2 separate regions of the Homo sapiens genome follow, and region 1 is linked to region 2. The links are chromatin contacts, found by Hi-C or POLR2A ChIA-PET in ENCODE. All regions are on one chromosome and are shown on one strand. The core of a region is the stretch at or near the end of the contact, and the rest is flanking DNA. Distances in the headings are between cores, read along the strand shown. Region 1 holds the start of FKTN-AS1 (FKTN antisense RNA 1). Region 2 holds the start of CT70 (cancer/testis associated transcript 70).

Region 1 (6,796 bases), core at 1,095-3,594, 570 kb before region 2:
TGTATGTACATATGTAAAATCTGGATGAATGTTCCCAAAAATATTAATAATGGTTATCTCTGGGTAGGGAGAATTAGGAGTGATTTTTACATGGTTCTTTACACTTTTCTATATTGTTCCAATATTTGTATAAGCATATATTATTTTCATAAGAAGTAAAATTATTTTATCCTAGGAGAAACAGATGATGGGTAGTGGTAGTGGCTTAATAACGGCCATATTTGCTAAACAGGATCTAGATTCTTGTCACTTAAAAGTATGGTCCTAAGAACATCAGTATCACATTGGAGCTTGTTAGTAATACAGAATTTTCAGCCCCCACCTACTGATTCATAATCTACATTTTAATAAAATCCTCAGATGATTCATATGTACATTAAAATTTGAAAAGCACTGATGTAGATGCTAAGGGCTTTACATGCAGGGAGGATAAGAACAATGTCTACCTTGCTCGTCGTTATATCCCTAGAACCAGCAGTGCTTGAAACATATAAATATTTGTTGAATAAATAAATATGTAAATGATACCACTTCTGGGTAGACAATTAGGCAGTGGAGATTATATCTATTTGAATTATTTATTTTCTGCCAGAATTCCCAGAAGTAGGTGCTTATTATTTGCTGTAAATGCTGTTAAATTAGCTTAATAACAACACTGGGCCCCTGAGAATCTACAACTATATGTAACTTTTTTAAAAAGAACTCCTTCCTTGCTCTTAGCTCTGAGATCCACATGCCTCCTTCAATAATTTCTCCAACCTCCTCTCTGTGGGTATGGCCTATAGTTACTCTCTCTACAATCTCTCCCTGAAACCAAATCCATTCTCAAGATTTTAACTACCACCTGTGAGAGAAAACACTATTTAAATTACAGTCCATGCACTCTATCTGCCTATATTTTCAACTCTATTTCCTGCACCTCACCTCAAATTTAACATGTTCAAAATTAACTTTTTTTTTTTTTTGAGACAGAGTTTCGCTCTTGTTGCCCAGGCCGGAGTGCAGTGGCCTGATCTTGGCTCACTGCAACCTCTGCCTCCCAAGTTCAAGCGATTCTCCTGCCTCAGCCTCAGGAGTAGCTGGGATTACAGGCGCCCGCCACCACACCCGGCTAATTTGTTGTATTTTTAGTAGAGATAGGGTTTCACCATGTTGGCCAGGCTGGTTTCGAACTCCTTGGCCTCAGGTGATCCACCCGCCTCAGCCTCCCAAAGTGCTGGGATTACAGGCGTGAGCCACCGCGTCCAGCCCCAAAATTAACAATTTTATTCTCTGTCAACTATCGTCCTCTCCCAGTCCAGAAGAAAGTAACTAGCTCTCCATCCTCACAGTCTCTAGTTTTACAGGCTTTAGAGAAGAGAGATCAGCTGGCCCAACATCACCTTATGGAGAATAGGCTCTAGAAGAATTAAATGACAGCCAAGAGGCTAGTTATTGGCAACCTCAGCACTCTACGATCTAAATCACTTTATTCCCAGTACACTATTGCATGCTGGAATTCAACAGAATTCCCATTTTTGCCAACAGCACTTAAACTTACTTTTTAGAAACGCAGGTTAAAAATATCATCACCCAGATCCAAGAAATCAAGTCCTGCGTATTGTTCTTTCGGCATTTCCCCGGTTCCTTTCTTCTTCCTTGTCAGAACACCCTGCACTTCCTTTCCACTAAGAGTTCTTTCACCGTTCAATGCCAGCCTTCCCAAATCCTCTACCCTCACTAAACTTATGTCCACAAATAGAATCGCTAAAATATAAATGCTTATTCCTGCATTTGATATCTTTGTCCATGGCCCAACAGAGATGGTTTCCAATCGTTCAAACCCTATTTATCCTCAGAGTCTAGCTCAAACACAGCCTTTTCTACTGGGCTTCCATCTGCCCAATTTCTAATATACTGCTCTATCATTCACTTTGTCATTTGTTCACAGCTTGATTTTTACCGACTGGAAACGTGCTATCTTCAAAAGCATAAAGAATCTGATATATCATCTAGGTCCTTTTTTTTTTTTTTCCACATCTGACAAAACTGAAGCCAAGAGAAATGTGGCTTACCTCATGTTAAATGAGAAATTGTAAATTTCAGGCCGGGCGCGGTGGCTCACGGCTGTAATCTCAGCACTTTGAGAGGCCAACGCGGGCGGATAACCTGAGGTCAGGGGTCACTACCCTAACCCGGCTACTACAAGAGTCTCGATCGTCCTCCAACCTTTCATCTGTCCCAGGATTAAGATTTCACCTGATGACACGCCCAGAAGTGCGGGAAGGACTGGCCAAGTGGAAGTCTACCACGCGATGCTCGTGGACTGACTGAGGAGTACCCAGCCCGGAGCGCGCTCAGCCTGTGGCCGGCCTCCTCACCAAGGGGTAGGCAGGTGCCCAGAATGCTGGAGGATGCCCGGTAAGGGCACCCGAGTCGCCAGCGGTACCTGTCTGAAGGCGCCCACCCATCCCCGGGTACCGACCTGAGCCTCCCGTACCTTACCTCACTCAACAGCAGGCTGCAGCCGCTCCGCTTTACGGCACTCACAGCAACCGCCGCAAAAGCCGCCGTCAAGTGCTGAGCGGCGGAGGCTGGCTTGGTTCCTGCTGGGACGTTCCCACGGTCCAGCCCCAGCCTCGGCTTTCCTGTGACTCTTGTCGCATCCTCACCGCCAGAAGTTCACTGAGCCCTGGCGATTCCTCGCTTTTATAATCTAGCCACTTAGCCAAAGCCCTTTTTTATCTCTTGCCTAATTGACAACTACAGCAGCGCACTGAGGCAATCTGAGAGTTTAAGTTCTGAAACGCTTTCGACAGCGGAAGATGAACTGGAGGCAGCAGCTGAGCCGTTTTCCAAGCCCGTTAAATGTGAACTTCTGATAAACGAGTGGTTTTTTTAGTGCGTGTGCTTTGCTAGAGGGATTCAGCATAACTCCCTGAAGTTTGGTTTGGATACAATTAGTAGAGCTAGGGGATAGAGTGGAAAATAGCAGCTGCGTTCACTATTCCTCATGAAGTTGAGGTGCCTTTATGACATTCAAGATTTAGCGACCTGTTGCCCTCCAGTTTAAGGCTGGATACAATTTTGTACCTGATTAACTTTTTTCTTTTCTTTTTTTGTAGAGACGTTGGGGGCTAGCAGGGCGGGGTGTGGCGGGGGTGGGGGGGAGGGCGTCCTCACCATCTTGCCCAGGCTGGTCTCGAACTCTTGGCCTCAAGCGATCCTCTCACTTTGGTTCTTTTAACGGTGTAATCCAAAAGGTGGTTGTTAAGGCTCAGATATTAATCTTCTTATAAATTTTTGAAAACCATAATTCACTAAACCAGTTACTGTAATTATAATTTATTTCTACAAAACGGAAAATACTCCCATCATATATTTGTTTTCTAAGCTTTGTTTTTAATTCTATCAGTACAGAAAGAAAAGGAAGAAAAAATCTTCCTCACTTCCTACAGGTTATGACATTTACCAACTTTTTGTTTTTCCTTCCAGAAATTTCCTATGCACATACAAGCTTACTGTTGAAGTCCTCTCATCCAATGCACTCAGAACGGGTAGGTACTCAGTAGGTTAATAAAAAAAAGTGGAAGGTTACACCAAGAGGAAGTAAGTTATCAAAGCTTAATGGCATCATTAACACAGGTGCTAACGTGATGGGACATGGGAAAACTTGAGCATCACATACTTGCTATTGATTGAAACACATCAAATATAAAAATTCTTGAGTTTATAATGACTCCTTAAAAAATAAAATTCAGTCGTGATTGAAGATTGCCAAGTTGAAGATTAAATATTCTAAAACTTGATAAGGGAAAACATCAAGCATTTATCCTGCCTTTCTTGTATGAATTGAATTTTAGTGTAACCAAAGTACTTATAAGAGTTCCAGCTAATAAATGGAGGATGATAAAACAATCACGATTTTGTAACTCCTAATAAAATAATCGAAAGGGCAACATCAATAGATGATAAAATTAAGGTGAAAGGTTGATGGGGAACTTTATAATAGACTGGCATCACCTAAACCCACTGATCTTAATCTCACTAAATTTGGGACAAGCATATATTATGTACTTCCTGATGTGATAGAAAGTACACAGCCACACCTGTGAAGGATTCTTGCCTAAAAATTGAACCTGCATTTACTCAAACTCTAGATCTAATACAGGATATAGAGAAGCAACTAAATTCAGAAAACGGGACATTCTACCAGACAAATTCCTCAGTTTTTTTCATAAATGGCATTTAAAAGCAGAGGGAACTATTGTAAAATCAAATATTTAAGAGATGTAACGGAGTACAATGTGTGGACCCTGTCTAGATCTTGATTTGAACAAGATAACTGTAAAAAGATACTTCTGAGACAACTGAAATTTTAGTATGGACTGATCCATTAGATAATAGTACAGAATTACTGTTAATTTTGCTAAGAATGTTAACAGAATGTGGCTGTTTTTAAAAGCCATCATGGATGCATATAGCATACTTACAGGTGACATTTTAAAACAAAATAGATAGCACAAACATGGCAAAATGTTAACAATTGATTAGGTGATGAGCACAAAGCACTGGCTTTCTACTTTTCTGTATATTTGGAAATTATAATTAAAAGTAACAGGAAAAGGGAAAAATTATCAGGTTCTTAGAAATAAATACTTTCCAAGTGTATAACAAATCTAGTTCTGAATAAACCTTCTCAAAAAGGCAGTTTCAGTAGAGGGTTACAATGGCCAATCTTCTGTTTTGAACTAAGTTCATTTTAAGCATGGACCAGCTGATTAGAGTATCTCACTGTTTTTCTTACAAAACCATAGACATAATGCATCATCCATCATTTGTAGTTTCTGTTTCTGTAAAATGGACCAGGAACTTAAAGATACAAGTGAAGGAATATAAATTTGGAGTCCTGGAATTTATTTTTAAAAATCTTCCCCTATCACTCACAATTACTTTGGCCACAACTAACTTTGCAACTTTTTAAACTCTTCATCTCTAATGGTTCTCGTACTTTTCTTATAAGTACCTTTTCATACTCATTTCATATTTATTTTGGTTTATATATTTATATAATTGGTTTACATACTTACATGACTACAACAGTGACTACCACCTACATAAGCAGGTTTGGGAACAAACATAACTGAAGGTAAATATACAACTAAACTGGTGGCAGTGTTACTTATCAAGCATACTGAAAGGTCAAATGTGAGCCCTCAGCTCATGGCAAACGTCAAGTCAGTATGCTTTAATCTGGATAGCAAATACAGCTGAAAGAGTGGGTACAAGGATGCATAAAAACAGCCTCTCTTACAAGTAAATATTCATGTTCTATAAACCACTCAGCTGTGCACACATGTAAGGATCCTGGCCGACTCCTAACATTTGTAGGGTCTGGGCCAAGAATACAAATGAAAGCCAACCCTGACATATTTTCAGTGTCTAAATAGCTGAGCGTTAACCAACAAATAAAATGTTATACTCTTCTACTTTAACATGTATTCTCAAGGAACAGAAATCTAGGTTCAAATATGCGATTCGCAGATTCTTCAGAAGTGTACTAGAAAGTGATACTAGGTTGGCCTGCCCTTCCCTGATCCCCTGGGTCTCTTTTTACTTCTAGCTTAAGCCTGCCACAGGGGCCTATCATGCATGCATGTGGACAACTCAGTCTGCACATCCAAGCTTCATCTGTACTTCCCACAAACTGCCAGCCATAGGGGTATATACATCTGTAGTAGTCTTTTTTCAGGATGGATTTGGACAAAAGGCCTGCACATATCCTGGAAGCAAGCTTCAGGCTGATGAGGCAAGGAATCCTGGGGTTCTGGCTGATAACATAGTATAGAATTCTGTGGGTAAAGGAACATGGATTCCAAGTAGGCATAGTCCCTTGGCTCCTCAATTTTTCATCCCATGAAGAGAGGCACAGCAAGAGTGTGGGGATCCGGTTAGTTAGCTTACCTTAGGTAGGTAACAAGAGAAGGGTCCTGGAGAGCCCCTGGCTCATGAGTCAGTGCCTTATCCCCAGATAATATAAAAAGCAGCCTGGGAAAAAAGCTGCAGGCACCAATAAGGGAACTAGCACAGGGTGTTGTGCCTGGAGACATGCCCATGACTGCACAGATGGAAAAACCTACGGCCCATTTGGATAAAAACTTGCACAAACCTCCAGCTCACTCAGATAAGGGAACAAGGCCTGGCATAGAAATGCCTTGGTCCTTTGTATTGTCAGCAGGTTCCCAGGAAAAGTTTATTCCCCTTTTGTAGGCATGGGCACAGTGGGCTCTGGTAAGTTCCTATGGGCGCTCTACTTTCCTTTGTTAGGACTGTAAGTCCAGCTGCTGTGTATCATCACCTCAGCCCGATTGGTCCTCGGCCACACTTCACTTCAGCTTCTGATAGGTCCTGGGCCAAGCTAAGCAGCATCTATGAATCATTTCACCTCCTGACTGGTCCCGGGCCAAGCCGAGTCACGCATTCGCCAAGACAGCCCCCAGACTAAGCACATTCCTTCCCCTTCCGTCCATAAAAACCTGGACCCCAGCCTCATGATGGGCACTCCCGTTCGGGACCCCCTCTCTGCTGGCAGAGAGCTTTCTTCTTTCACCTTATTAAACTTTCACTCTAACCTCACCTTTGTGTCCGTGCTCCATAATCGTCTTGGAGGTGGGACAAGAACTCCAGGTGTTATCTCAGACAACGAAAGACTGTTTCAATAATGTAGTATATAAGTGGACAAGAACTCCAGGTGTTATCTCAGACAACGAAAGACTGTTTCAATAATATAGTATATAAGTGGGTAATGAAACATGCA
Region 2 (6,800 bases), core at 1,455-3,954:
CCATAAACTTTATCTGTGAGCTTAAGGTAGGGAAATTGCTATCCTAAAATATTTGCATCTCACACTGAAATTCTTCCCTTCCATATACTTTGATATTCTTATTCCTTTATTCAACCATTTGGGAAATAGTGATTGAGTGTTTACTATGTGTCAGGCACAATTCCAGGCACTTTATCGACCGTCATTCTCTGCCTTCATTCATTCATTCCTCTATAAAGTCACTCATTATTTAACTGTGTGTAAGGCCTGGAATTTTCCTTGTTCTACATTTTTATTGAAATTTCTCTGGGATAATTAGGGAAGAAAGGAAGAAACCTAGGGACAATTTTCCCAGCCAGCTGCAAGAACCTGTCCTATTGGGGTGTTGGGTTTAAATGCCTAGAGCAGGAAAGGAGCTGAGTCTCAGCCATGCGTTTTACTGGTTGGGTGATGTGGGGAAATCACTTACCTCCTCAGAGCCTCAGTTTCATACTCTCCAAAACGGGGGTCACACACTTACTGCATAGGGCTGTGGAGGATCATATGGGAGGGAATTCAACTACAAGTGTCAGCACAGGGCCCGGCATGGCCAAAGCTCTCAACCCTCCACGCGGTGCTGATGTAAGTTACCAAGCAGCCTTCTTCCTGCCAACACCAGCAGGCAGGCAGCTCACACAGGCATCTTGACAGCATCAGGCAGCACATGATCTCCCCTGGTCACCTCAGGAAGGCTTCAAGGCAGGGTTACATTCGGGCAAAGCGAGCCCAATTGCAGCCTTTGTCTTTATCAGCCTGAGCAGCAACACAGTCTTGGGGGACAGGGCAGTGACATTCCAATTCTCTGACGGCACACTCAAGGGAGGGGATTCTTGGAAAGAAATGAGGGTAGCGGGGGCAGACCCACTTTGCTGCAGCTTTTTCTGCTTCCCTTGCATTTCCCTTTTGGGGAATTTCCATTTGCATCTCCCTCTGTTTCCAAAGCCTCCTAGGAGAGGAGGAGAGCTGCTTCTGTTTTCTGGCCTTTGTGATTCTGAAGAGCAGCTGAGGCACCAAGGGGTTGGTGGGGTGGGAGGAGTTATGACTGCGTTCCGGTGCCCCTCCCTGGGTGATCTACTTCTTGTGTCACAGGAAACCCTGACAGGGTAGGGGGATTACATGGCTTCTACCATGCATGGAGATGGGCAAACATCCAGACATCTAGGATTGTTATGAGTGAATTTTTGTGCTCCCTTCCACCCAGTTCATAGGTTGAATGCCTAACCTCCAGTATGATGATTAGGAGGTGGGTCCTTTGGGAGGTAATTTGGTTTAGATGAGGTCATAAGGGTGGAGACCCCACGATGGGATTCATGCCTTATAAGAAGAGACTCTAGAGAGAAGTCTCTAAGAGCGTACAGTGATAAGATGGCTGTTTGCAAGCCAGAAAGTGGGGCCTCAACAGGAATCAAATCAGCCTGCACCTTGATTTTGTTCTTCCAGCATCCAGAATTATGAGAAATAAATGTCTGTTGTTTAAGTACCCAGCACGAGAAGACTAAGACAAATACTCAGAGCAGAATTTTCAAGAGAAGCAAAGCATTCCTGTCCTTTGAAGTTCCCATCTGTTTCCCAGCTATATAAACACCGCAGAGTGCATGATAAGTATGTTTGCTGCGTGAATGCAAGAACCCTCCTCTGGGAAAAGTCACAAACAAGCTACTTCACCCATTGCCTGACACAAAGGCAGCTTCCCCCTTGAATAATCTGGGATTGAAAATGAGTTCATTCAGCTATAAGCTCACCGAACGAACACCAAATTCAGCAACTGTGAGCAGTGCACTCTGTCCCTGCCCTTAATAAGTGAACAACCCAACTGTCTTCTAGAAGGGTTGATCACTTTGTAATTTTGTAATGGAAACCCTCAAAGGAGACCTCCAATAATGAGAACTTCTTTGTCTTTAGCATGGCCTGGGCCACTCACCCCATAGAGCATGAAGCTCTCATAGGTCTTCAGATTGGCGATGGGAGAACGTGACTTTGAGCTTTCAGCTTTTTATCTCTCTAAAATAGGACAGAAAATTTCAGCTCTGATATTCTCTGTGGGATTCCAGAACAACTTCCTTGAGTCTCAGTTTCCCCATCTGCAAAAAGAAAATAGTCACAGCACCTACTACCTCATAGGTTTCTGATAAGGATGGAATGAGTAATGCCTATGAGAGTGCCTTGCCAAATGTGCTACAGGTGTCGTTTGTGTGTTTTAGGGCCAAAAACCCACTTTGAAGCACGGACCCTTCATGGAAATTGCCCTTAACTGATTGGATGACCGTGGGCCAATTAAATGAACTCACAGGGCCTCAGTTTCCTCTTCCATGAGGGGTCATTTTGAGGTCTTTCAAAGGGTTGTGAGAATCAAAAGAAGGGCGCCCAGCACCACGCCCGCCGCGCACACACATGGCGTTCAGTAAGTGGTTCTCTCCCCTGCACCGCGTCTAGACCTCGTTTCTCCACAGAGAGTGGGTGGCAGGAATTTTCCAAATCGGCTCGATGTCCCCACTCCATCGCTTCATGCACTGGCCCAGGACACACCCATAGTTTGGCGAAGTGCAGACTTGGAGAAACTTGGGGGAGAACGGAACCCAAGGCCCAGCCCCGCGCACGCGCGCCGCAGCCTTCGCCCAGAGCAGCGTCTGCTAGTTACCTTTCACCTACTTCGCTGCGACTCGCCGCGCGGGGTAACTCGAGGTCAGACTCGGGGCCCCGCGCGCTTGCGCGCCGCCCGCTGCCCGCCGCCCGCCGCGGCTGGGAGTCCGGAGGTTTCATCTTGTGATGGTTTCGGTTCGGCTCTCAAATGGAGGGTGTGAGCTTTGCAGACGTGCCCTAATTCTGGGTCTGGCGGGGCGACATTGGGCCCTCTGAGCTGCCACCCTGGCCCTGACGCCCCATTACTCCTCGTTCCTTCCTCCCCCCATCTGTTGTCACGCTCTCCCTTTTCCCACAGCTGGCCCCTATTCAGCTGTGCCGATTGCCCCACATCCCTTCTTCCTGCAAAAGGCAGATGGGAAGGGAGCTCTGTCTGGCCTATTCCGGACAGAGCTCCGGGCTTCCGAGTGGAGCATGAGCCCGCGGAAGAGCCACGTGGGTGCAAACTAAATGTTCCCATTCTTGCTGGGGAGGGGCCGGACTTAAAGACCAGGTTTCAAATGAGAAGGCGCACATTTTCTGGTTTTTGTCTTCCAGATGGCTACGTTGAAGACAGCTGGGGCTGCCGCACGCCTCGGGGTTACTGTCGGGCACCCGGCGGGCGGGGCCGGCGCTGGGGCGGGGGAGGGCTTCCTCGCCCTCAGAAACCACATTCGCAGAAACGTTTTTAACTGGCAAGGTTTCGAGTTCCCAACCACAGCACCCTCAGTGATGGTTTTCAGAAGACCTTGTTAGCTCCTCTCCTCCAGAGACCCATCCTTCGCTGACATCCCACCGATTTGGGAGCAGGAAAAAACAGACTCCTGCAAAATACCTCTTCTTCCAGTGCCCTGTACCCCTCTCTACTTACTTCGAGTCCCTGCAGTCCAGCAACAACCCCAAACGAGTGAAGGGAGGAGACATAGGTTTGTCCAGGCTCTGCCACCGACGGGTGATTTGGGATGAGTCCTTCTCCAGTATCATTATCTTCAACTGTAAAACATGAGGGTTAGTCCGAATGATCTCCAAACGCTTCAGCATTAAAGTTAGGTGATGAATCCTAAGATTTTGCAGTTCTATAATGTCACATCTCCTCCGTTTCAGAGAGGGCCCGCAGGGAATCTTGTTAAGGATAACTGCCATCGAAGTTACAAGTTTGTTCTGTGATTGAAGAGTTTCAGGTCTTCTAGATTTCTTTGGCATGACGCATAACTATTTCAAGATACTAACATTTGGGCAGGGCGTGGTGGCTCAGGCCTGTAGTCCTAACACTTTGGGGGGCCGAGGCGGGCAGATCACCTGAGGGTAGGAGTTAGAGACCAGTCTGGCCAACATGGTGAAACCCCGTCTCTACTAAAAATACAAAAATTAGCCGGGCGTGGCGGTACATGCCTGTAATCCCAGCTACTCAGGAGGCTAAGGCAGAAGAATCGCTTGAATCCAGGAGGCGGAGGTTGCAGTGAGCTGAGATCACGCCACTGCACCCCAGCCTGGGCAACAGAGGGAGACTCCTTCTGAAAAAAAAAAAAAAAAAAAGATACTAACATTTAAGGTTAAGAATGTAGGTCATTTCCCCAGAGGACTAACAGACTCGAGGGCACACACCCCAAATTTTATTTCTTTGACTCTGTCATTGCCCCCAGAACAGTATATAATGTAGCCAATTGTTGTGGATTTATTGTTAATGAATAAAATAAAATTTGTGACTAGCAGGGATAGGGGTCCTATGCTGTCATTTTAATATGAATAGAGTTTTTAAAAACTCACAGATAAATGTATCACATGAGAAAAAAATACAAAGGCTGAACATAGAGCAGCAATGTTAATCTGATAAATCGTAAATAAGTGTATACATTTTAATAGAGATTAGTACAAAGACCTGTAATTAGTTTTTAAAAAAACTACCAACATCATTACAAGGACAATGGAAATAATGTACCAATAAATATGGAGCTTCCTTATATTTCTACCTTATGTAATCCTCACGATGATGCTGTGAGTTAAGTCAATACACAATTATGGTTTCCATTTTACAGAGGAAGAAACTGCAGCTTAGAGAAGTTGAGCATCTTTCTCAAGGTCATGCAGCTAGCATGTGATAGAACTGAATCCAGCCAGGCGTGGTGGCTCATGCCTGTAATCCCAGCACTTTGGGAGGCTGAGGCGGGCAGATTGCCTGAAGTCAGGAGTTCGAGACCAGCCTGGCTAACATGGTGAAACCCCATCTCTACTAAAAATACAAAAAAATTTAGCCAGGCGTGATGGCACATGCCTGTAGTCCCAGCTATTTGGGAGGCTGAGGCAGGAGAATCACTTGAACCCACGAAGTGGAGGTTGCAGTGAGCTGAGATTGCACCACCGCATTCCTGCCTGGGTGACAGAGCAAGATTCTGTCTCAAAACAAACAAACAAACAAACAAACAGAAAAACTGAATCCAGGGTTCCTAAGGCCAGATTTTCTGCTTTAGGAGAGTGCGTTTCAGTAATGGGTTTGTGTGTGTATGTGTTGGGAGTGGGGGAAGATGGGGAAGTGGAGAGATCAAATTTGTTTGGAAGTGGGAGAAGAGATGGACATTTGTAAGTATTACTATTACATCTAATGTTTGTTGAACTTTACAATGTTCCAGATACTGGGTTAGCATTATGCATGCATTAATTCATTTAATTCTTCTAACAGTTTTATGAGATAAATAGTATTGTTGTCTCTTTTAGTGCAATCAACAATACCCTTGATTAAATAAGAGAGCTGAGTTGCCTAAATTCTCATAAGAAGTGGTGAAGCAAGGATCCACCCTGGGATTGATGCCGGAACTTAAGGGGGACCTTTGTTTTAGGGGTTTCCACTGGCTGAAAGCCAGGAAAGAATCAGCAATGCAATTTGGGTTCAAGGAGCCAAAGGCACCTCAGATTTCATAACTAGAAATCCAGAGTAAAGAATATAGTGGGTGGTTTTGCTCTCCTGTGTTCTGGTCAGATCCCACCTGGAAGGCTGGGCTCAGGTCTGGGCATGGTGTACGAAGACATCTACATTAAGATGGCAGCCAGGAGAAACAGCTTGGGGTTGTCCAAGATGCAATTGGCTCCCTCAGGGAGGAGTTGCATTTGTTTCCTCTAATCTCTGTCATCACCTTGGGATATTTCAGATTCATAAGGCCAAGCATAACATATGAGGCAGTGTGGTGTAATGAAAGCAGTGAGGGATTTGGTGTCAGACTGACGTGGTCCCATGGTCTTGACTCTGTTCACCCCTTCCCAACTAGATGACCTTGAGTGTACTCTTTAATTTCTCTGGTTCTCAGTGTTCCTAGTTATAAAATTGGGGGGAATCAGACCTACCTTGCAGTATTGCTGTGAGAACTAATTGAGATAATGTGTGTTTAATAACCGCCCTTGGCCGGGTGCAGTGGCTCATGCCTGTAATGCCAACACTTTGGGAGGTGGAGGCGGGCGGATTATTTGAGGTCAGGAGTTCAAGACCAACTTGGCCAACACAGCAAAACCCCGTTTCTACTAAAAATACAAAAATTAGCCTGGCATAGTGGCTCATGCCTGTAATCCCAGCCACTCAGGAGGCTGAGGCACGAGGCTCGCTTGAACCCAGGAGGTGGAGGTTGCAGTGAGCCAAGATCGTGTGCCACTTCACTCCAGCCTGGGCAACAGAATGAGACTCTATCTCCAAGAAAAAAAAAAATCCTCTTCTCTTTTCCATCTACATACAAACACAAATGAGAATGAGTTTAATTTCTGGCCAATAATTTAAAGAAGTCCTTAAAAAGATAATTTTTTAATCTTTAGCAAGGTTTTTGAGTGACAGACGTAGTGGTCTTTAAAAGTTTAGCCAGGTTTTTCTTTTTTCTTTCTTTTTTTTTGGAGACAAGGTCTTGCTCTGTTGCCCAGGCTGTTGCTCAGTGTTGCAATCATGACTCACTGCAACCTCAACCACCTGGGCTCAAGTAATCCTCCTGTCTCAGCCTTCTGAGTAGCTGGGACCACAGGTGCATGCCACTGCACCTAATTTTTTAATTTTTGTAGAGATAGGGTCTCAATACATTGCTCAGGCTGGTCTTGACCTCCTGACCTCAAATGATTCTCCCACCTCAGCCTCCCAAAGTGTTGGGATTACAGGTGTAAGCCACTGCACCCAGCTGGCCAGATTTTTAAAC

What was found. Hi-C counts contacts between places; a loop is a spot of excess contacts on that map. ChIA-PET counts read pairs that join two places held with the same protein, here RNA polymerase II (POLR2A). Pooled maps may share reads with other maps.
Region 1: a map of CD8-positive, alpha-beta T cell shows a loop between it and region 2 (3-fold over the local background). The contact joins the promoter of FKTN-AS1 here to the promoter of CT70 in region 2. A Hi-C loop is called at or near these places in 1 of 168 maps with a recorded cell type or tissue (CD8-positive, alpha-beta T cell), 1 of 37 single-sample maps with no recorded cell type and 9 of 50 pooled maps. POLR2A ChIA-PET finds 5 or more read pairs at or near these places in 1 of 52 experiments (RWPE1).

The regions. Positions count from the first base shown.
Region 1 is chr9:105,553,854-105,560,649 of GRCh38, reverse strand. FKTN-AS1 (FKTN antisense RNA 1) reads left to right here and starts at 2,344. Exons shown (of 3, transcript NR_184141.1): 1 at 2,344-2,880; 2 at 3,475-3,536; 3 at 6,307-6,615. It overlaps FKTN (fukutin), which reads right to left and starts at 2,519. Exons shown (of 11, transcript NM_001079802.2): 1 at 2,485-2,519. RefSeq lists enhancers at 2,259-2,448, 2,609-2,658.
Region 2 is chr9:104,987,699-104,994,498 of GRCh38, reverse strand. It overlaps CT70 (cancer/testis associated transcript 70), which reads left to right and starts at 2,704. Exons shown (of 4, transcript NR_184160.1): 1 at 2,704-2,813; 2 at 3,196-3,682. RefSeq lists enhancers at 11-839, 2,355-3,554 and a silencer at 3,151-3,420.